Linked DNA regions of Homo sapiens: region 1 is linked to region 2. The links are chromatin loops, found by intact Hi-C in ENCODE. Cell type or tissue: HCT116. All regions are shown on one strand. Each heading gives the region's core, and the rest is flanking DNA. Links, peaks and the distances in the headings are about the cores only. Region 1 overlaps GASK1B-AS1 (GASK1B antisense RNA 1). Region 2 overlaps RXFP1 (relaxin family peptide receptor 1).

Region 1 (12,071 bases), core at 2,635-10,634, 430 kb before region 2:
TAAGTTTTCTGAGCATATTTAAAGTAGGGTAGGCTAAGCTATGATATTTGGTAGGCTAGGTGTATTAAATGCATTTTCAATTTAGAATATTATGAATATATAATGGATTTATCAAAGAGGTAAGTCTAGGAGTATTTATACTTAGAACTGAAATCTTGTCAATTACAGACTTTAAAATGTGGAACTTGCTGAAACAAGATGGCATAGGAACAATGCAAATCACTCCATCCCCATCTGGGGGTACAATGTGCCTGTTATGTAATGGAGTAGTTTGAATAGTGCCTTCCAAAAATTCATATCCACCTGAAACCTCAAAATATGACCTTAATTGGAAATGGGGCCTTTGCAAATGTAATTAAGTTGAGGTCATACTGAATTACAGTGGGTCCTAAATCAAATGACTGGTGTCCTTATAAGAAGAGGAGGGGGCACACAGAGACACAAAGAAGAAGGCCATGTGAAGATGGAGGCAGAGACTGGAGTGATGCAGCTACAAACCAAGGAAGCCAAGGATTGTGAGAGCCGCCAGAAGCTAGGGAAAGGCAAGGAAGTATTCTTCCCTGGAGTCTTCACCAGGAGCATACCCCGCTGATACCTTGATTTCAGACTTTTAACCTCTAGAACTGTGACAGAATAAATTTCTGTTGTTTTTAGCCACCCAGTTTGTGGTACTTCCAGGAAACTGGTACATGTAATAACAAAACAGTTGGTTAAATCATTGCCCATTGCATTTAGGATTCAGACAACATGCCTGCTATGTCTGAAATTTTAGAAAATAGAAAAATAGGCAGATACTTCACCATGTTCATACTTCTTATAGATTGCAGGAAGATGCTGGAGAGAAATAAGCTTTAGTTAAAACCAACTCATCTGAAGAAGACTCAGAATATTCGACTCATAAAACAGGTGACAGATGTAGGTTTTGTGGGTCTGACAATCATACAGTTTGGAGGACCCTATTTAACTAAAAGAATACAAATTTAGATACTAAAGAGAATATTTACTTAGAAAATACATAAAAACAAGTTACAACATTTTAAAAATTGATAAATACCATAAACATCACAATTTTAAAAATTTAATAAATTACTACTGTTAGTATCATCATTAACTGCCTGATACAGCTTTATAATATTTATTCTACATTTTTTGGCTTGATATGCTTTGAGAAGTTCTTTATGTAGCAATGATTTTTTCAATGCTTTCTCTAGGGAGGATAGAAAAATAACCTAGTCTTTAATATTATTTACTGCAATTTATTTAAATTTAGAAAATGTTTTTCCTTTTCATATCTAGTTATTGAATTTTGCTCCTTCTAAATATCTCCAGTTTCTTGCTCTCATGGTTTTTTGTCTGGGAACAAGCCCTCAGAGAATCCCAACCCTTTGATACAGCCGAGTATGCCTGCCCCAACATCACACACACACACACACACACACACACACACACACACACAAACTTCTGCAGCACCTGGTCTAACCTGTCCAGATTTCACTTATTTTCTTCACTCCTTCAAGTTTGGGATTTGTGATGTTAAACAGCTATGAAGCCTAATTCTTAGGTCCCCAAGTCAGAGATGAGAACAAGGAGTAGTTCAAGTTCTTCTCATTGGGGTTAAAGATAAGGTCCAGAGGCCAGGTGCGGTGGCTCATGCCTATAATCCCAGCACTTTGGGAGGCCGAGGCAGGTGGATCACCTGAGGTCAGGAGTTCCAGACCAGCCTGACCAACATGGTGAAACCCCGTCTCTACTAAAAATACAAAAATTACCCGGGTGTGGTTGCACTCACCTGTAGTCCCAGCTACTCAGGAGGCTGAGGCAGGAGAATTGCTTGAACCTGGGAGGCAGTGATTGCAGTGAACCAAAATCATGCCACTGAACTCCAGCCTTGGCTACAGAGCGAGACTCCATCTCAAAAAAAAAAAAAAAAGATAAGGCCCAGATACTTGACTGGGTTCACCAATGGTTGTTCCTGGAGGCCAGGAGAACGTAGAAATAGTGCTGATAGCCCGCTCTCTCAGACAACATGCCTGCTATGTCTGAAATTTTAGAAAATAGAGAAATAGGCAGATACTTCACCATGTTCATACGTCTTACAGATTGCAGGAAGATGCTGGAGAGAAATAAGCTTTAGTTAAAACCGACTTATCTGAAGAAGACTCAGAATATTCGACTCATAAAACAGGTGACAGATGTAGGTTTTGTGGGTCTGACAATCATACAGTTTGGAGCACCTTATTTAATTAAAAGAATACAAATTTAGATACTAAAGAGAATATTTACTTAGAAAATACATAAAACCAAGTTACAACATTTTAAAAGTTGATATATACCATAAACATCACAATTTCAAAAATTCCATCCACAATGGAAAAACACCACCAGGTCTAAGAGTATAACCTTTAAGTTGGGGCAGCCCATTTGCTAATGTGCAGCCATGGCTGCTACTTCCTCCCCAAAGGGGAAGTATAAGTAACAAGCACATGAGCTTAAGCTTCTTTAGGTTCATGATACATCCACCTCTGCATACAGCTTGGGTTAAAATAGGCCCATTTTGCCATTGACCGGCAATCCTAGACAGTTGGACAGTCAGGAACTATGCTGACAACAAAGCTGAATTTTCTGCCTTCACAATATAAGATGCTTCATGATCTTCTCTGCTCTCCTTTCTCCGAGATTGAGTTCATTGTTACCTCCTCTTTCTCCCTCTGATTTATTCTCTCTCTGTACATCCAATAGTTACCTCTGCTTATTTGCAATATTACACTTATTTCATGACATTGACATTTGTTATTAGCTGTATGCTTTTTTTTATTTTCAGGTGAGAAAAACACGAAAACGCAACTCAAGCTTCCACAAAAAGAAATTTGGTGGGTTGTGATCTCTAGAACATATGGAGGTAGATAGAGTAGGTTCATGCAGTTCAGTAAGGTCTGGCTGTGTTTCTCTGTGATTCTCTTGGCATTGCCCTTGTCCAAGGGCTGGTTTCATCCTCAGGCTGATTTTCCCCCTAATCACAAGGTAGCTGCCTGAAGCAGCAGACCTTACTGCTCCCTCTTTTATGTTTAAGTAAAAAAGATTATAAGCATCCCACAGCCACTCAACATTTCTGAGCTTTGTGCAGAAGCCACTCTTAATAAAAGGGTGTCATATAGGTTTATGCCTTGGTTGCATGCTCACTGAAGAACCAATAACTATACTAAATGATTTTGAATTGTCCCTGGACTTGGCTATGGAATTGCCTGGCTGCTACACAGTGGGAAATGGTTAGATGTTGGGTATGCAAACAAAATGTCCATTATAATCATGGTGGATTCTCTTTTTATAAAACTGTAGATCCTAGAAGATAAAACCATGAGGTCCTGGAAGATAGAGACATTGTTGATTCACCTCTGTATCTTCAGGTCCTAACCTATGGCTGGCATATAATGAATATATCGACAGCCACCTGAAACAAAATAATAATTGATTCTCCCCAAAACTATTTTTGTCACCAGCCATTTCTGTAATTCTTAAAGAATATTATAACTGTAATAATCTCACTCTCCATGGTTACAATTTTTATTAATTGCTTCCTGGGTCTTTCATTTGATTTCAATACATTGCTGATTATTTTTAGAGCTGCCATTAACACAGATTTCAATCACTGTCCTGTTTTCCCCTTGAGCAGTGAAGCGGTTGTCATGGAAACAGAATCCAGTGCCTCTTTCTCAAGCCTCACATCAATGCAATTTGATGAAAGGAACTAACACTCTCTCTCGTACCTGTATTTTATAAGTCTGAAGATCTATTTCCTGTAAAAGATGCAAGTCATTACTGGGGTAAAGCATACTTGATGATGCAAGGATTTGACAGCTTGTCCAAAAAGATGTATCAGAGCTCTCATCTGGAAATAATGCCCTAATCAGTGTAAGAGAAAGGTTTTAATGCTTGAATTGACTAAAAATGTGAAGTCACAAGGTAGATTTTATTTAAAGGTGGGAGGAAGAATAATTTTAATTGGCACCACTCATACAGCACAAAGTCACAGACTAGTAGCCTTTCCCAGAGAGTCCCATATGGTGATTATGTGGGAAGAAGGCTCATTTCCCTCAACTCCACCCTATATAAAAAACTGGATTTGAAGTCTAATCCAGGTAGAGTGGGGGTAGGGGGAGGGAGTAACTTCCCAAGCATCTCTGGATGAGATAGCTCGGTCAGCCAAGGGAGAACCTTTGGAGAAAGTTGCTGGCCTAGGCCTCAACTTCTGCACTTTCAGCAGCTGGGGGAAGTGTATATTGGCTACATGGGCAACTCTGTAGTAAACCAACAGCATCAATTACATATAAGTATAAAGGATTCATCACCAAATTTTTGTCACATTCATCAGGACTTTATGGAAACGATTCACAGGAGGGTCTAGTTACAGAAGGGTCTAGGACCAAGTCCTAAATTCTCAGCTAGGACAAATTTAATTAGACCAACCTTTAACCTTGTCAGCATGCTGGAATATTTTATTTGGTGGCTGGATGTGCTATGATGAAATTTTCTATCATGTCATGAGATGTCTGCATAGAGTAGCCTGTATATCTCTGAGGGTAGCCTGGATTAACCCAAGGACATGGTCTAGGAGAAGCCAGGATAAGGCAAATACAGATGACAAAGGGGCCAGGGGAGTTGGGATCGGGGAAGGTTATAATACTAGGGCCAACTATACCCACAGGGACCTAAAGCATACGGACCCAAGCAAAGCAGATGTAATGAATAGAAGAGCTACAGCCAAGTAATCATAAAAGCAGTATTGAATCCCAGAAACAAGCAGGTAACAATGAGCTAATATGCCAGAAACAAAACTGGAAAGGTACGTGTACAGACTGGAAAAGGATTAATAAACTGAGATCAGTATCAGAAAAAGGGACGAGGCAGATGATGAGGCTGGGCTGTAAGACAACAGTTGGGATCCTACCCAGTAGATTTCATTGCAGTAGATTTTTCCCAGTACAATGTTTTAAAGTGGGCAGACAAAAGGCTTCTTTCTGGTTTTGTTTCGTTTTTTTATTATCTGCTTGCTTGGTTTACAATATGGCCCTATCAAGACTGTATTTTAAAAGATAGCAATCAGTATATCTGCTCTTGGTCTATGTATTCTTGGTCTCTGAATAAAAGGAAGATTATCCATGAGCTAGATCACAGCTGATTCTCCCAGTTGTCCTGGCTGCCACAGTTGTTTTTTTTTTTTTTTTTTTTTTTTTTTTTTGCTTGCCTTCGTGTTAGCCACATCCCAGCTTTTCCCAAGGAAATTTCAGTTATAGTTATAGGAGCCATCTCATCACTTTTCTAGGAGAAAATCAAGTCAGTGTTATTACAGGAGTTGGTTCCTCATACCACCAGGTTTAGAAATATTTTTTGTGTCAAAACATGTACAGGCTTCCTAGCACCAAATACCGCTACAACAAAGCCAGACCACATTTGGCCTAATTTTAGGACTCAAGGGTATCCAAGGCTGGCAAGATCTATGCCGGGCACTTGGAGCTGTTTTCTTGCCTTCTTCATACTAGGCCTATTTCCAAGGGGCTGGGTACAGATCTTGTTTTCACTTGTTTTGTTTTGGACAAAATTCTTGAACTGCTCCTACGTGGACTCTTAGTTTTTGATCTGTACCACTTGAACCATACACCCCACCCTGCACCCCTTGCCCTCACTGTGCCCATTCTTGCTTTATCACTCATTCTTGTTTTGACGGTCCTACAATACTCCCCTCACTCACTCCATGGTAGAATTTGAGGAGGACTAGATCTGAGTGAGACACTATTATAAAAGATGATCTCAGAGGAAAGCTCAGAGCTGGGCCAAAGCCTTGTAAGCCTTTGGAAGGACTTTGGCTATTACTTTTAGAAAAATGGGAAACCACTAGAGCAAGCTTGTCCAACCTGTGGCCCAGGCCACATGCAGCCCAGGACAGATTTCAGCACAGAACCACACAAATTCGTAGACTTTCTTAAAACATTATGAGATGTTTCTGCAATTTTTTTTAGCGCATCAGCTATTTTAGTGTTAGTATATTTTATATGTGATCCAAAACAATTCTTCTTCTTCCACTGTGGTCCAGAGAAGCCCAAAGATTGGAAGCCCCTGCATTAGAGGGTTTTCAGCTGAGAAGTGGACATGGTCTAAAAATAATGAAAAGGGATCACTCTGGTTGTTATGGTAGAAATAAACAGCAGAGGGAGCAAGAGTGAAAGTAGGAAATCCAGCACAATAATTCAGATTGACATGATGGAGGCTCGATCCAAGTTGTCACAGTAGAAGTACCAAGATGTGGTCAGATCCACGTATATATTTTGAAAATTGAGGGAAAGGATTTCCTGACAGATTGGATATGGGGTATGAGAGAAATGATGGAGGCAAAGCTGACTAAGGGTTTGGGTCTGAGCAATTATTTAAAAACTTACATAGTGTTTCAGGAAATCATGATTGTGCCAGACATAATTCTAAGCACTTTACCAATCACAACTCATTTAATCCTCAAAACAGCCTATGAGATACATGCTACTAGAGTGCCCAAACTTGATGCACAGATTGCTTACATGATTTGTGCAAGTTCCCAGTGAATGTTGTTGCCACTAATTGAGATGAATCAGTACAGGAGTAGAACAGATTTGGAGCAGAACTAGGAGCTTAGTTTTACACTTTTTAAGGTCTAGAGACTACTAACAACCCACTTGTCCAGGCTCAGTCAACTTTTGCTTTCAGCTGGTATTAGTCCATGGTGTATACTTCTTACCTGCAGTGGTTATATCAGGTACTCTAGGCTGGCACCAGGGGTCCCACAGCTTGGTCATCCACTGAAGCTAGTGATATGCTGGTAAATGCGTAACAACCAGCCCTCCAAGGGAAAAGAAATCTAGCATTTGCTGAGTATTTGCTGATTTGGGTGGTGTAAATATTCACACCATAGCTGATTTTATACAACCACCATGATGTTATTAAAAATGGACGTTGGAAGAGATGCACACTATCTGCCCTCCGCTGTAGTGTGCCAATGACTGCAGCCACTGCAATAATTTTAAAGCCCTAGTTAATATCTAGAAATGGTATGTCAGGGCTCTCAAGTGAGAAGGAGAATTTATGGTTGGAGACATAGCCAAAGTAGCTGGGAAAAATAAGTTAGGCGCTTGAACTAGAGTTTTAATTATGTATGATAAAGGAAATATAGACAGAATAAATTCAAAGAGATGGAATAATGGAGGGGCTGCATAACTATAGGAGAGCGAAATGGTTGGAATAGCCGATTCTGCGTTAATGTCATGAGGGTGGGGAGCAGACATGACTATGATGGAATCTGAAGAGATTTTAAAGTCAGGTCAGCCAATCAGAAGAAGTCTCAGAAGTAGGTAAAGGTGCAAAAATGACTTTTATTGCTCCAATCAGTGAGGAAAGAAGCATTTGAGAACTTCAATATCAGGCAGTAGCAGAAACACTCAAGTGTTTGCTAAATGACTGCTCCTACAAAACACCTGATCCAGGAGGAAATTTTTAAAATGTTTCCAATGCAGTGTGTCCAGGGCAGGTAAAGGAAAAGCTCCATAAGTGATTTATGTATAATATAAGATTTGGGAACCTGGTAAGTACCAAAGGCAGAAGGATTCAGGATATCAAGGAGTCCCAAGAGCAAATAAAGGACACCTAATGATAAGAGTAGAGTTTAGGGTCAGAACAGCACTGACTGAAAAGAATAGAATGAAGATGACACAGCAGTGACATACATAGGTGGGATACATAGGTGAGAACTGATGCTGAGACCTAAACACCAAGAGAAGTTAAGCATGCTTAGCAAAAATTCAGAAAGGGTCCTGTACACATCACCAAGAAATTTTTTAAGTTTATTCTAAAGGCAATGGGTGCCAAGAGAAAATACCATTCAGGGAAATGACATGATGATTTACTTTTAAAGTAGTGTGGAAGATAGAATGCAAATAAGCAAGACCGAAAGTAAGTGAACTAATTAAGGAGGCACATCATGCAAAAGATGATGAGAGTGTGAACAATGGCTGTGACAATAGGAATGGAATAGTGAGTCTGTTTATAGAGCTATTTTAGAGTTAGAACTGACATAGCAGGATATCTGGATATGGATATCTATTGAATATAGAAGGAATAGGCAGAAATTAAGAATAATTCCCACATTTTTGACTATGGAGAGTGAAAGAGAAAACTTGAGGAGGATTCCCACATTTTTAACTAGAATGATTCAGTAAGCAGTGTCATTCAGGGAGATAGGAATCTAAGAAGAAAAAGAGAGATGGGAAAATGTGTGTTCATCAGGACTCTTGATTGCAAATGAGAGGAAACTCATCTGCCTTAGGCAAAAAATGACTTTTATTGCTGCACCGAATCCAAGAAAGAATTAAACCAACAAACAATGGTATAGTGGACTCTGGTAGCTATAGTGCTGTCTTCTCAGAATGTATTACAATATCCTTTATAGTAACTGTACCCTTCACTTCTCATGTTTTCTGTAAAGCTGTGTCTGACTCTGACTTATCCACAGACACAGAAGTAGCATATGAGCTGGGTCTAGCCAGAGTGATTGGTTCAAAGGTGGTCATGAGACCTAAACTACACCAATCAGGAGCCTTCATTAGACTTTTCCCCTACAGCCTTTGTCTTCGGGGTCATCCTTTAGGAAGGATGAAAAGACACTGGAGCAGCTTGCAGCCATCTTCCTCAGTGCCCTAGAAAAAGCATAACTGCATGAAGTCCAGTTGAGACTAATTCAAAAGCTAAAATAAGCAGAAATGGGAGATATATAAAAACAGAAAACTAGCAGTCCTGAAGTGCCAGAAGCATAAATAGAGGCCTGGTTACTGCAGCTATTTGATTATATTAGCTACTTTGATGTCCTTCCCAATTATATAAGAAAATGAATACTTTTTTTCCTTCTTAGTATAGTTAGCAAGGGTATCCATAATATAAAGTACAAGATTCTTCATTAATACCTGTTGAAAAGATAGCCTACTGAGCCCCAGGAAAAACTAGATCTAGCCACCAGAATGTCACCAGAATCTAGTTTTCTACCTTTCATCTGTACCTGTCTCTGGATGTCAGTTTTATTCTTTCTCACTGCAGACTGTTTTCATTCGTATAGTCGGAAATGTGACTACAAACAGCTCCCAAGTTTTACTTCTGATAGGTTTTATCTCCGAAGGGAACTGCCTTTTATTTTCTGTGCTTCCAATTTCAAATATTCTAAGGAAGGATTGTAACTGACCCATCTTGTGTTACATAATGGATCAAACAGTTGTAACTAGAGTCTTAAAATACTATGATTGGCTTAGCTTGGGCCAGGTTGACATTCCTGAACCAATCAAATGGGAGCCAGGGTGGTGGGCTCATGCAAGAAAATGGCAATGCTCATGGAAGCTGTAAAATTAGACCAGGGAGAGAAACAATTCTAAGAAGAATAGAGGTTCTATTTCCAGAAGAAGGACAAATGTAGCTATAAGTGCCTCTTGTAGGAAAGATGGTATTTTAAACATGTTGAATTGTTGAATTTGAGACCCCATGGAGGATCAAAAGGAGGTCAAGGAAATGCGGCCAGTTGAAATTATTACTCAAGCCTGCAAGAGAAAATTTATGCATTTATCTGATTTTGATGAAAAAGATTATTTCAGATTATAAATTTCAAATTCCATATATGGTTTTACCCCAAATTTACCTAGGTCTCTAGGTTTCAAAACAACTTTGCACATGTAAAATGATTATGCACTGTAATACAGTAATTGTCAATTAAGAGAAAGGGTTGTGAATCACAGAGGCAAGACCTTAGGAGAAAAAAAATCCTGATCTATGTTTCTCCCCTATGAGGAAAGAGACAAAGCTATGGACTAGCAGAGCCTGAAGACCCCAAGATTTTTGGTCTAAGAAACTGTAGTATTGCAACTGATAAAGGGAAGATATGTCTAGGGCAGGTTTGGGGTAAGTTTGAGTTGTCTCTCAGACGTCCAAGTGGAGATACTGAGTAAGGTATTAGATATATGGGACTGGATTTCAGAAGAGTGATCTGGGAACTCCAAAATTAAGAGGTTAGGAATAAAAGGAAGAGCCATCCAAGGAAACTGATGAAGAAGCTTTGAGAGTAAAGGAGAATAACCAAGGTAATGTGGTGTTCTAGCAGCCATGTGAATGCAAAACCTGAAAGAGAAGGGAAAAATCAATTGTGACAGATGCTGCTGAAGAGTGACACAAATAACGACAGAGAATTAACCATTAGACTTAGCAAACTGGCTGCCACTGGTGATTTTGACAGTTTCTATGCAGTAAGAAGAGCAAAAGGCAAGAGTTACACTTTAGCCACAAATGCCAGCCGACAAGGCAGAAATTAGATGGGTCGTTGTCCTGGAAACTAGAGGATTTATGAGACATAGCATCTAACATCTTAGGACTCTGATTCATCTATGTTCATAATGCCCTGAAAGCCCCACCCCTTCCCTCAGACACAAGGACACTACCTGAGGGAGATAACTCGGGGGGTTGGAGGGCTGTGTAATAAACTAAGCGTTGTTTGTGTTTTACTTTTTGCCAAGGCAGACTATTGATAAAGCTTCTGCCTAAATTAACAGATCAAACTAAGCTTTAAATCAAAGTTAATGTTTTTTCTTCTTACCAGCAGGTGTAGAGAAAGAACAAATCAACTATGACAAAACTAATAAAACTATATTTTATCCTCATGTTGGATGTGTTACCTGTGTTAAATCTTTAACCCTCATGTGGGTCAAATTTTTCTTATGTTTTCACTAGTAAACTTCCCATATCAATTCATAGCTTATGCTTGATAATTTTTTCAAGCATATCTGATTTTTTCTTACAATCATTAATATTTGACAACTGTTAAGCTGTATCTTACTGGTGATTTTGGTTCATGAAATTGAATAATATCCAGGTAAAATCCTAAAGGTAAAAATCAGGATAAGTTTGAAAATGGGTCATCCACCTGAAAAGTAGAAGAATAATGGGAAGAGAGTCAAAATGAGAGGACTCAGGAGTTAGAAACAAAAAGAGAGAGAGAGAGAGAGAAGGGGTAGTGGATGAAGCAGGCTTAGATAATTTTTGAAAGTGCATGTAAAAAGACACATTACAGTTTTCACCTTCTATAGATACTTATTTGCATGTGTATTTCAGATCTCATTAAAGTTTCAGAATAAGGTGCATATCTCACAATATTTTGGAAAGCATATTAAGAACTAATAACACAAGCACTGAAATCAGAGAAAATTTGGTTTAAGAACTAGCACTACCACTTATTAGCCACATGGATCTGAGCAAGTTACTCTTTGAGACTCAGAATCCTCATTCATAAAATGGAGAAAATAATAGTATGTAACTCACCAAGCTGTTCTAAGAATTGAACAAGATGATGCAGATAAGGCTCTCTTTGCAGTGCCTTCCCAAATAAAGGCTCAATAATTATTAGTAGTTATGGTTAGTGTTATTATAGATCATTGAGAAGTCTTTCTTTAGAAGCCTTTTCCATCAGTACCTTTTTTTTTCTTACTTATTTCTCCAGCCCTCTTAGGGCCCTTGAAGAATCTCATCAATGATACTCTCACCAGCACCTTCAATTACCTTTCTCCTCTGTATTTTCACCAAAGGTATTATGCCAACTCTCACCCTGTGAATCCACTGACTGGGGAACATTGTTTAAGAAAATCACATGGCTGTGCCAACAAGCAAGGTAGGAACGGCCATGTGGTGACCTGTGGGCTGAAGTTAAGTGTTGTGGTTTGATCATTGTGTAAGGTAGAATCAGAGCTGGATCTCAAAGAATGTTGACTTCATTTCTTCTTCCTTTTTTTTTAATTAGTTGATTTGTTTGGTATATTTATTTACTTATATATTTTTTGCTTTGGGTTTTGGTTTTGTTTGCTTTAAGTTTTGGGAATTCCTTACAGGAGACACGGCACAGAAGACAGAGGCAGAAGCAGCTTTATTGAAAAACAGAGCATGAGTAGAACGACTTCAAATCCCATATGGCACCACAGTGAGAAGTAACTTCCTCTGAGCTTCTTAGAGAATCCAACAATGTCCTGCTT
Region 2 (12,071 bases), core at 2,659-10,658:
ACTAAGTTGTTTTAATTTCACTCTAGAATTCTGAATAATAAGAATATGATATTTAGCATTTATTTTTCAAAAACTAATCATGATAAAATATGTTCCATGGAATATTTTACAAAGTAGCTTTGCTTGTAGTAATAAGTATCACTCCACCATTTAGAACTCAACCATCCAGTAAATTTGCCTATTTAGAACACAAGTGAAAAATAAAAGAAAGAAATAACCAAAATAACTACTAACAAGTTCAATCAACAAACTGCCATATGCTGTATCATATGAAAACTCCCTCTGTCTCTTATTTTATAAGAAATTCTCAGAAGTTGGTTGTTTGATTTCTAAGCTCATAGCAGATTACAAATGTCAAATTAAAAGGAAGAGGAAAAGTTAGAGTCAGAAGCATTGATTGTAGTCAGAAGTAACAACTATCAACTTGATAAAAAAGCATAAGTGAGAAATGCTATAAAAAGCAATGACAGTAATTCAAACTGTACTAATCTGCAACCTCTCAGAAAAAAACAAACATTCTGAAAAGTTACTAAGTCCAGTAGGCATTTTGGTATGACAGTATAATACTGTACTGTACATTGAAAACAAGCTAAAGCCATAAAGGAAAGGGCAAATTAAGTTCAACATCCCTCATTAAAATTGAATTTTGGTTCAAATGAATACATTAGCATCTATTACAGCCTCTGTAATCCCAACTTAGTAATTAAACACAATTGAACAATATTTACATAATTAGCAATTAAAATGTGTGCATTTAGACAGAAGCAACTGTGTGCAGTATTATGCACAAGCAATAATAAACCTTGCCTTTGTTTACAAAAAGGCAAGAAAATATACAATATACTTCAGATAAACATCAAAATGATTAAGATGTATTACTAAAAAAATTAAAATTAAAAATATAAAATTAAAAATTTTGTTACTAAAGTTTTCATATGTAAATTCTAGCTATCCAAAACAACTTATTCCATATGAATTCCTGATAGTGAATATTATCCTGATTTTAATTCTAGTAATAATAATACTTTGCTTTATAATTATTTACCTTTTTATAACTAATGATACTATTCTTACCTTGCATGAACTTTCATTTAGCACAGTATGAACTAGAAAATCTGACAGATTTCTTGGCCAAACATCATTTTAACTCTGATTTAGGGGAAAAATACATACAAACTAAAGAGACAGATGACAGCCCAGGAAATTATGCTTCTAAGGTATTTGCAGGACAATAAACTGAAACCTATATTAGTTCTTGCAAAGCAATGAGAAACTGTAAATGCCACAATAAAAGTTGTAAAATTCAAAAAAAAAGAAATATAAGTAATAAGCAAGCATAAGGACAGATATGGCAATAGCCAAAGGTGAACTAAAAGTCAAGAATAAAGTAAACTTTTCTTTTGAGATGAAATTAAGCAAGTTTATTTATTAGCCAAAGAAGTCAATATGAAAAGCTTGAAAATATAGAAGACGATGGGAATACATAATAGTGCAAAGTACTAGAAGACATGGAAAAGAATGGAAAAGTAAAATGTGATCACACACACACACACACACGCATACACACAGCAGTGAAAATGAATGAATTATCAATACTTCAATCAACATGACTCAATTTCAAGCACATATGAATTACTCAAGAAAAAGTCACAGAAGACTACATATATTACATTTCCATTCCTATAATACTGATTAAGATATAGAAAGCCACAAGACAGCAGTACTTCCTCTCTACCTATAAGAAAGAGCTTTGTAATCTACAAAGTCATAATTTTGTGGAGCCCATCAGTAGGCTACAGTCATAAGGTAGCCAAATAAATGGAATTCTAACAAGCAACAAGAAGATGTGGGACATACATACTATTTCACCTTTGGCAGAGCACAGGATGAAGAGTTGGCTGGCGTGAAAGCAGGTACAAAGAAAACTAAAACTTTAATAAACTTGTAAGCTTAAGTGTGGGCTACTATAGTGCTTTAAAAGAACTGGGAACCCCATATGCAAGGGGATTTAGCTATCTTTAACAGGCTCTTTTTCACTGATCTCCACCAACCACAAGAAAAACTAGGAGTAGGTAAGGAAACCAGACAGAGCCCTCATTGGTAGCACAACACAAAACTCCACCTTCTTCTCTAAACTCACCCGTCTCAGGGAACAAAAGCATCAAGCCTTTGGGAGTGGGACAGAAAATCCTCCTGCACCCAGGGACCAGGCAAAGGTCCATTACTTCCATAGGAGGAATAGAAACTAGAGCATTCTGCCCCAGGGTACCAACAAAAAAAAAAACCACTCCAGCCCAGGATCTTGCACTGATCAAAGCAGTGGGTAGTGCCCATTTGTATCACGGCAGGAAATGCTCTTATGAGAGTTTGGCTTCTGGAGAAGGGGGAACAGCAAAGCTGAGACAGCCCCATCCCCAAAAGCATAAGGAAAAAGAAGTTCATGTCAAATTATAAAGCAATCAACAGAACCAGAACCAGCAATAACTCAGATTTTACAACTTCCAAACAGAGACATTAAAATGCTTATGATTAATAAGTTAAGTAATATAGTGGAAAGATGGATAATATGCACGAACATAAAGAAAATGTCAGCAAAAAGATGGAAACTACAAAAGAGAAACAAAAAATTATTTCAACAGCCTTAGCAGCAGAATGAACACAGCTAAGGAAAGAATCAACAACCTTGAAGATATGTCATAGAAAGCTTTCAAATTGAAACGAAAGAAAAAGAGACAAAAATAAAGGCAAAACAGAATCCAAAAGCTGCAGGATAATACAATTGTCTAACAAATGTGTAAATGGAGTCACAGAAAAAGAATAGAGGAAGAACAGGACAGAAGACAAGCTGGAGAAATAATAGCCAAGAATTTTGTTACATTAATATAATGCAACAAACCAGAAATCTAAGAACCTCAGAAAAATCCATGCAGAAGTCAAGAAAAACTAGATAAATTATAGTCAAACTGCTGAAAACCAAAGATAAAGAAAAGTATCTTAAGGCAATCAGAGAAAACAGAAACATTATACACTGTAAAACAAAGACAAGAAAAACAACTTTTTTTTAAAAGCCAGAAGGACTATGGTAATATTGGCGAAAAAGATTTCAGAACAAGGACTATCACCAGGGATAAAGAGCGATATCATATAATAATAAAAAGATCAATTAAGCAAAAATATGTGATAATCTTAAATGAGTAAACAGTTTCAAAATACATAAAGTGAAAACAATAGAACTGTAAAGAGAAATAGCTAAAAGTCAAAGGATGTCATTTAAAGCTGATGAATCTTTGGCCGGGCATGGTGGCTCACACCTATAATCCCAACACTTTGGGAGGCCGAGGCAGGAGGATCCCTTGAGCTCAGGAGTTTGAGACCAGCCTGGGCAACATAGTGAGACTCTGTCTCTATTAAAATTTTTTTTAAAAAATTAGCTGAGCGTTTAGCTGGGCGTGGTGGTGGGCACTTGTAATCCCAGCTACTCGGGAGGCTGAGGCAGGAGAATCACTTGAATCCTGGAGGTGGAAGTTGCAGTGAGCTGAGATCACACCATTGCACTCCCGCCTGGGCGACAGTGAGACTCTGTCTCAAAAAAAAAATAAAAAATAAAAATTACCTGAGCATGGTAGCATGCACCTGTAGGCAGTCCCAGCTACTCAGGAGGCTGAAGTGGGAGGATAGCGTGAGCCTGAGAGATCAAGGCTTAAATGAGCTATGATTGTGCCACTACACTCCAGCCTGGGCAACAGAGGGAGACTTGTCTCTGGAAAAAACAACAACAACGGACAAATCCATAGATTAGATAGACAGTGGTATTCCCAAGGTGAACACTAATAAAAAGCATGTAATTAACCAATATTGTATGGTAAAGAGAGGCAGAGGAGCAGAGAGGAAGACAATGTACACAAATTTTATCATTTCTTAGTATCATCAAAAGAAAGAAGGTATAGTGCATTGAGTAAAGTTACAAAGATTGCCAATAGAATATACAAAGCTTTGTAAATATCATAAGAAATAAATTTTTTAAAACACCATTAGGTTAAGATAAATATTAGACACAAAAAAAACCTGAGGTGAAAGTTTTTTAAACCTATGGAATCGTGTAATAATATTTTTAAAAAACAGACTAAGGCCAACTATATTAATCATATCAATAAATATAAGTAGGCTAAACTCACCTATTAAAAGGAAAAAGACTGGGAAAGAAGACCTGGGAAGATATTTCTCAAAAAATACTTAAAAATGGCCAACAGGCATATGCAAAAATGTTCAACATTACTAATCATCAGAGAAATGCAAATCAAAACCACAATGAGGTATCACCTCACACCTGTTAGAATCTCTATTATCAAAAAGACAAGAGATGACGAGTGTTGACAAGGTTGTGGCTAGAAAGGAATTCTTGTGCACTGTGGATGAGAATGTAAATTAGTACAGCTATTATGGAAAACATATGGAGCTTCCTCTAAAAATTAAAAATAGGACCAGGTGCGGTGGCTTACGCCTGTAATCCCAACACTGTGGGTGGCAGAGGTGGGTGGATCACTTGAGGTCAGGAGTTCGAGGCCAGCCTGGCCAACATGATGAAACCCCATCTCTACTAAAAATACGAAAATTAGCCGGGCATGGTGGCAGGCACCTGTAATCCCAGCTACACAAGAAGCTGAGGCAGGAGAGTCACTTGAACCCGGGAGGCGGAGGTTGCAGTGAGCCAAGATCACACCCCTGCACTCCAGCCTGGGCGACAGAGCAAGACTCCATCTCAAATAAAAAAAAAAATTAAAAATAGAACTACCATATGATCCAGCAGTCCCACTTCTGGGTATATATCCAAAGGAAATTCCATTAGTATGTCAAAGAGATATCTTCACTCCAATGTTCATTGCAGCATTAGTCACAATAGCCAAGATATTAGTCAACCTTAGTGTCCAATGACAGTTGAATGGATAAAGAAAATGTGGTAGATATATACAATGGAATACTAGTCAGCCTTAAAACAGAGATCCTGCCATTTTGACAATATGTGTGAACTTAGGGGACATTATGCTGAGTGAAATAAGCCAGAGACAGAAAGAAAAATACTGCGTAATCTCATTTATACGTGGAATTTCTTTTTAAGTTGAACACATAGAAACAGAGTAGAATCGTGGCTATGGGTCATGGCAGGGGGAATGAGGAGATGTAGGTTCAAGGGTACAAAATTACAGTTATGAGATGAATAAGCATACAGATCTAATGTATGGCATGTCTATAGTTTAATAACACTGTATTGTATAGTGGAAATTTGCTAAAAGGGTAGAGTTCAGGCACTCTTACCATAAAAGAAATTAACTATGTAAGGTGATGGGTATGTTAATTTGCTTGGTTGTAGTAATCAGTTTACTATGTACTGTATATCGAAACAGGCTATATACCTTAAGTATACACAGTTTTTAAAAGTATGTCATGTAATTGCAAACAAAAGAAAGCAGGCATCATATATTTTATCTAAGTAGGTGGAATTCTGGCCAATGTGCATTAAACAACACAATGACATTTTAATGCTATAACTGCCAATGTCCAATAAAAGATATCACATTATAAGTCTATACACACCAAAGAAATTAATATAGCAACCAAAACAAAAGAAAATGTAGACATACATAAGCAGTAAGAAATAATCCACCACTGGGTCAGGTGCGGTGGTGCATGCCTGTAATCCCAGTACTTTGGGAGGCCCAGGCGGGTGGATCACCTGAGGTCAGGAGTTTGAGACTAGCCTGACTAACACGGTGAAACCCTGTCTCTACTAAATACAAAAAAAAAAAAAAAAATTAGCCAAGCATGGTGCCTGTAATCCCAGCAAATCAGGAGGCTGAGGCAGGAGAATCACTTGAATCCAGGAAGCAGAAGTTGCAGTGAGCCGAGATTGTGCCATTGCACTCCAGCCTGGGCAACAAGAGTGAAACTCCATCTCAAAAAAAAAAAAAAAAAAAAAAAAGATAATCCACTACTTCTCACTCCATAAAAGATCAAGTAGAACCAAAATAAATAAATAACATAATTAGTAAGTTAATGCTAATCAGTGTATATCAAACTTCAGTGCCCCTTCTCAATAACAGAACTGCTTTCTTTGGGACAGCAACATAACTAGCTAAAATACTACATTCCCACACTTCTCTGCATTCACATATAGGATATGTCTTAAGTTCTGACTAGGGAGGTCGAAGTATTACAGTGTAGAACTTCAGGAAAATCTCCTTAAAGAGAAAGATGCAAGTCCTTTCTTTTCCTTCTTTATCCAGAAAACAAAAAACTGAATATGATGGCTTGAGCTTTAGCAACATCTTGTACCATGAAGACAAGGGCATGTGATCAGTGAATATGAAAGATCCTGGGTTTCTAACAACTTTGTAAAACAACCATATCAGCCCTGAACTGCCCAACTCTAGATTTTTTTTTCCTGGGGGGAAAAAACCCCAACAACTCTGCGTATTTATGCTATTATAGATGGGTCTCTGTTATATGTACGTGCACCTAATCCTAATAGATATGAACTTGAAAGCAAAGAATGCCCAAAGAACATTCACCAAAATTGACCATATATTTTAGGACATAAACATACACAAACCAAACTCAAGAAAACAGATGGAGGGATTAGCCTAAAACAGGAGAAGGGTCATCTCTTCCTCTGAGACTAGAAAGAGACCAGGTGCATATACAGGTAAGTTTACAGATGTCAGGCAGCAAGTCAAGGGCTTTTCCCTTCTTCATCACCTCAGTTTTCTCTGTGAAATAGGAGCCAGAAATGTAAAAGGTAGAGGAGGAAGCAGATAGAGAGTAAGATTTTCATGTTTTGAATGCCACTAAGGGACAAGTTGAGGGAGAATAGACAAGATTATAGTCTTTGTCTTTTGTTATTGTTGTTATTCAGATTGAAGAACCACCAAAGTTTTCATTTTTATCCAATTCTACCAGGTATAAAGGGAAAAATAAAATGGTTAGTCTCAGAGGCTCATTAGATAGGAAGGGTGGTGGTTTAAACACAGTAAAAAATAGAAATAAAAATAAAAAAACCTTCGTTAACTCCATTAAAGCTTGCAGCTAGGGAGCAAGAAACAGATTTTTTGTTGTTATTTTGATTTTGTTGTTGTTTTTGCTTCAGCTAAGAGGTATGCTGCAAACCAGATCCCTGCTTATCAAGGACTAAAACCCCTAACTTTAGGAAGAAAATATACATATTCATATGTATGCTCATATACAGGCCCATAGAAACACATCATACAAATGTGACCCCAAATGTTTTTATTATTAACACAGGAGGGGGGAAAAACAGTAAATAAACAACCCAAGGTTAAAATAAATTCAAAATTAAACTACCAATTTAATCAAATGTCCTAATTTGTGCCCCAATATGTGCCTCTTTTTGATTTTCACAAATTAGTAAATTAGTACTAACAAATATTTTTGCCAGCCTAATAGAAAACAGTTACGTAAGTAACTAAATAGGAACATCAACTCACCTCATTAAGCGCATTTTGTGAGACTTAAGAGAGCATCACCACCTGGTGGTAGATTCAGGGTAATGATTAGCAACCAAATAGAAGGAAATGGCCAGTCCCTGTCACAGATAACATACATTATGAGAGACCAAAAGCCTTGGCCAAAACTAAGACCAAAAAAAGTAGCACTATAAGTGATTAGCTTCCAACTTAATAGAATAACAGAAATTTGGAAGGGTGATCTAGAATCCACATTTAAGATTCTAATACAATATCCCATGTAGTACAAAAATCCTGTCTACAAAACTATAGAGATATGATACATTGTCTGTGCTAAATACCTGTAGTAAAAAGAAACAACTTCTCTGGATATCATAGATTGCTAGATAGGTTTAAGTTGGGTTTAAATTTGAAACTTTTTATGTCCCTCGATCAGTCAATCTAATTTTGCAACCCAATGCAACATAGAAAACCCCTGATATATTCTATAGCCTGACTTCAAATATATCTCTCATTTTGTTTTTGTTTGTTATAAATAACACCCCATATTCTTCAATTGCCTTGATTTCTAGATACCGTACATCCTGGTCTTCCAGATTTTACAGATATATTTGATTTGTCAGCATCTATTTTTAATGCAGCACCTAAAATAAAACTGACTCACATGTTGGCAGTGGAGTATAGGCACTTCTATTAATACTTTCCATGTTTCCTTTCAGATTTTAATAGCTGTATCACACTTCTGCTCACATGTTTTAGTGACAATTATTCCTGAACAGCTTTATGTTACATGGTGACCAGTAAGCTGAGTGTTAGAAGAGGCTGAATAGATTTAAGGGCCGGCATTTACTTTTGAAAGTCTATCCCTAAACCTCAGCTCTCTTCCTCTGCTCTATAAAGTTCCACCATATACTCACTTATGAAAGAAGAGGAACAATAAAAGAGTAACTTCAAGATAACCACGAAGAGACAGTAAAACATAAAAATTTTGATACATTTTTATGCTTAGACCATAAGGAGGTTTATGGTGACATAGGCATCACACAGCAAGGGAGCCCCAGGAGGATTATATTTAGATATCTATATAGATAGATAGATAGATAGATAGATAGATAGATAGATAGATAGATAGATAGATAGATAGATAGATGTAGAGATAGAGATATATGCAGCTCTCTGAATTGGAGATGCAGAACCTAAGGCAGTCTGCTGTTTGCTCTCTGTCTGCGCTGGCCTTTGAGACAATATAAAAAGCAAATAAGGGTATTCCCAATAGTAAAAGATTATTGAGGATTTTTTCTGGGGAGTGATTAGGCTGGAAAGGTAGGAGCTAAATATTGTTTTGGCAGCAGCAGCTTTTGCAACAATAATAGAATCTGATGCAGACTGTAGCAAAATAAAATCACACCACTTAGGGAAATGCCATCGGTAACTTTGGACAAATGTTTCATATGGTTCATTATGAAATATCGGTTAATAAATTAGGTGTTTATCATAACAAATGTTTTCAATTTGACTTCTTGTTCTTTTCAATTTCTCATATACATGCCCGTATGCACTCATGATACAGATGGGACGCAAAACATTTTTACCTTTAACATAGAAAAAAGTGTATAATATAGATATTTATATATATAATTTCAGCTGTAATAGAAATGGCTACAAGTGAGAGTCTATATGAAATAAACAGTATGTAAAGAAAAGATATTTTATTAGAAGGCAAATAATTTTAACCAATTTATTTCTCTCCATGATTAAGATTTAGCTGTATCGTTTTATTTTTATGTTCCAGGGACCTTGAAGGCAACCATATCCATAATTTAAGAAATTTGACTTTTATTTCCTGCAGTAATTTAACTGTTTTGTAAGTAATATGCTATGCTTTTGAAGTAATATTATCTTTTCTTACAAATAAAATTTAAAAACACCCATTTTATGGAAAAAAAATCCCAAAGAACATCAAGAGTCTGTTGTTGGATCTCAGTTTGAGAAACACTAAATTGAAGTCTTAGCCTATAAGAATGTTTATCCTTTGCAAATTATTATGGTATAAATTAAGTTTTTCTTTACAATTGTGAAAAAATAGTTACAATCAAAATGAAAAACAAAATACTGCTGAATGTTCACAACCTTGAGGATGTAATTATGGACATCAAGATAAACCTTGAAGTGTTAATGAGTGTAATTCCTTCTTATGCATCTCTGGCCTATTTTAAATTCACATGGTATTTTCTGTTAAAAGTAAAGGATGTTAGGTCTTCCTTCAGTAAAAAAAAATCCAACTCTCCTATTCACAGCTTATTTTACCAGAATGTTTTTCAAACTATGGATTGCAACTAATAAGTAGGTGATGAAAGTAATATATAGCACAATTTATTATACCCTTGTCAGCATTTTTAAGGGAAACAGAATTTAATTGAATAGATTATATCAGACTGCAATGCAGATAATAAATGTATTGTTTCATGAGCCTTAGGGTGTGTGTGTGTGTGTGTGTGTGTGTGTGTGTGTGTGTGTGTGTGTTTTATGATCCAATATAAAACACATTTTTTACTGTGTGTTACCACAGGAATGATTTGAAAACCATTATCCTAGACTACACAGGACCCCTGTATATAGGCGATACAATAGCTCCCACTGATATTACCATATGTTTTCTCCAATTCCCCCCATTCCAATGGGTTCCAATGAGTTCCAGTTTGAACTCCTCCTGAGTTCAGCAATCTTCAGGTACAGGGTGCTTGATATAAATAATGCAAAATAGTGTATAGTAATTGCCCAAAGGAAACCAAATTGCACCTGAAGGACACAGAACAAATAGATATCTGAAAAACTTAGAATTTCTTTTCTATTGTACTTGTATTTATTTTTTAAGGAAACCTCTGTATTAAGAGATTATTTGTGGATTTCCTCTTGGCAGGTGTTGTGCTTTTAAGGTCCAAGAATATTGGGAAATGGTGGTAATGGTTTGGAGTGCAGTGAGGAAATAAATGGGAAAGGACAATTTGAAGACATGTCATACAATGTTTAAAAAATTAAAAGCCCTTTAAAACTTAGTTCTGAGTTGGTCCTCTAGGCTAGCTGGTAACACATGAGATCAGTGCAGAAATGTCAAGAGTTAAACAGACTGATTCAGCATCCCAAATTAGAGATTCTTCTAAAGGGGTTCAGCTAAGAGTGGACTTCCTTAGGCAGATCCGCCCGAAATCACATCAAGTAACAAATGAGTAGGAGTGCTGTGGTGGGTGGGCTATTTTGTTAGACAGTCATGCTATGCAGACTGAAAAGACAAGTCTAAAACAGCTCCTATGCTCTTGGTTGCAAGATATGCAGTCTGTATTCTCAAAAGTTGGGGTTTTCACCATTTCTCGTGCAAAGCTCTTCCTCCCTATTTCACTTAAAATTTTGAATTTCTATTATTATCATCATCAAAACATTTGAGAAATTTAGGATTAAAATTAAATTGGATAATTTATACTACTTCAAAATGTCTTTATGTGAAAAATGTACTGTATATTCATTATCTTTGTTTCTGCATACCGTTCCTCTCTTTAGTAATTCTTGTCGGTTACCTAAAGAAGTTACAATGTATTTTTCTTTTTACTTTCAGAGTGATGAGGAAAAACAAAATTAATCACTTAAATGAAAATACTTTTGCACCTCTCCAGAAACTGGATGAATTGTAAGTATGACTGAACATATACTGATAAGAATTTTCTTTCTACTGTTTTTTCACACTTGTACTTACATGTGTTTATACATTTAAGAAATATTACTTATCTCCTCTTTCTAAGCATTATTTACATATATACACCTCAAGCCACAAAGGAATTCAGATGGCATACAAAAAATATGGAAAATAAAAATATAAATATTTGAGGAAAGTGGGTTAAAGGAAACACAGCTGTAAAGAAATAATAAAGCCAGTATAAAATTAATAAATAAAATACATTCTACACCACTCTGTTCTACTCCTAAAGAAGGACGGTAAATTTATGGGGGGTTTTTTGTTTTGTTTTTGTTTTTTGTTTTGTTTGTTTTGAGACAGGGTCTCACTCTGTCTCCCAGGCTGGAGTGCAGTGGCATGACCTCGGCTCACTGCAACCTCCGCCTCCCAGGTTCAAGCAAATATCCTGCCTCAGCCTCCTGAGTAGCTGGGATTACAGGTGCATCCCACCATGCCCAGCTAATTTTTGTATTTGTAGTAAAGATGGGGTTTCACCATGCTGGCCAGGCTAGTAAATTTGTTATTATGTTTCCTAAAGGATTAGGATTCAGGGACCATAAGATTAGAAGATACCACTTTGCTGATTTGAAACCAAAGGATAATCTTGTATCCATAAGGAAATTAGACACTACTGTGGATAATATTCCTACCTATAATAATGGAAGAGATAAATTATTTTTATAATGCCCCTTTTTAATGCCAATGACATAATTCTAAAGGGCACTATAACAATTCTATGATGAACCAAAGCCCGTGGTCTAAGTACATTGTAGTTGATTTTCAGAATAAAATAGATGTAGAACAATGGATGAAGTGCTTATCCTTCAGACCATTTTTTTATATTTTAGTGTCAATTTTTTTCTTTT

What was found. A loop is a pair of places that touch in the nucleus more often than their neighbours do. Peaks named below come from ENCODE experiments on the same cell type or tissue, not always from the same donor. Only the 100,000 strongest peaks of a DNase experiment are listed, where the experiment ranks them.
Region 1: a loop joins it to region 2, with 2.2 times the contacts of the local background. A loop is called at or near these places in 8 of 110 quality-filtered maps.

What each region holds. Positions count from the first base shown.
Region 1 is chr4:158,187,158-158,199,228 of GRCh38, forward strand. It overlaps GASK1B-AS1 (GASK1B antisense RNA 1), which reads left to right. Exons shown (of 5, transcript NR_147410.1): 3 at 11,631-11,713; 4 at 11,931-12,071. Among named protein-coding and RNA genes, the nearest start is that of TMEM144, 17 kb to the right of the region's middle. In HCT116, for the core only: a CTCF peak has its summit at 6,203 (motif pointing right); a DNase peak (open chromatin) is centred at 6,224.
Region 2 is chr4:158,617,550-158,629,620 of GRCh38, forward strand. It overlaps RXFP1 (relaxin family peptide receptor 1), which reads left to right. Exons shown (of 18, transcript NM_021634.4): 10 at 9,271-9,342; 11 at 11,089-11,160. Among named protein-coding and RNA genes, the nearest start is that of C4orf46, 48 kb to the right of the region's middle. In HCT116, for the core only: a CTCF peak has its summit at 7,549 (motif pointing left); a DNase peak (open chromatin) is centred at 7,532.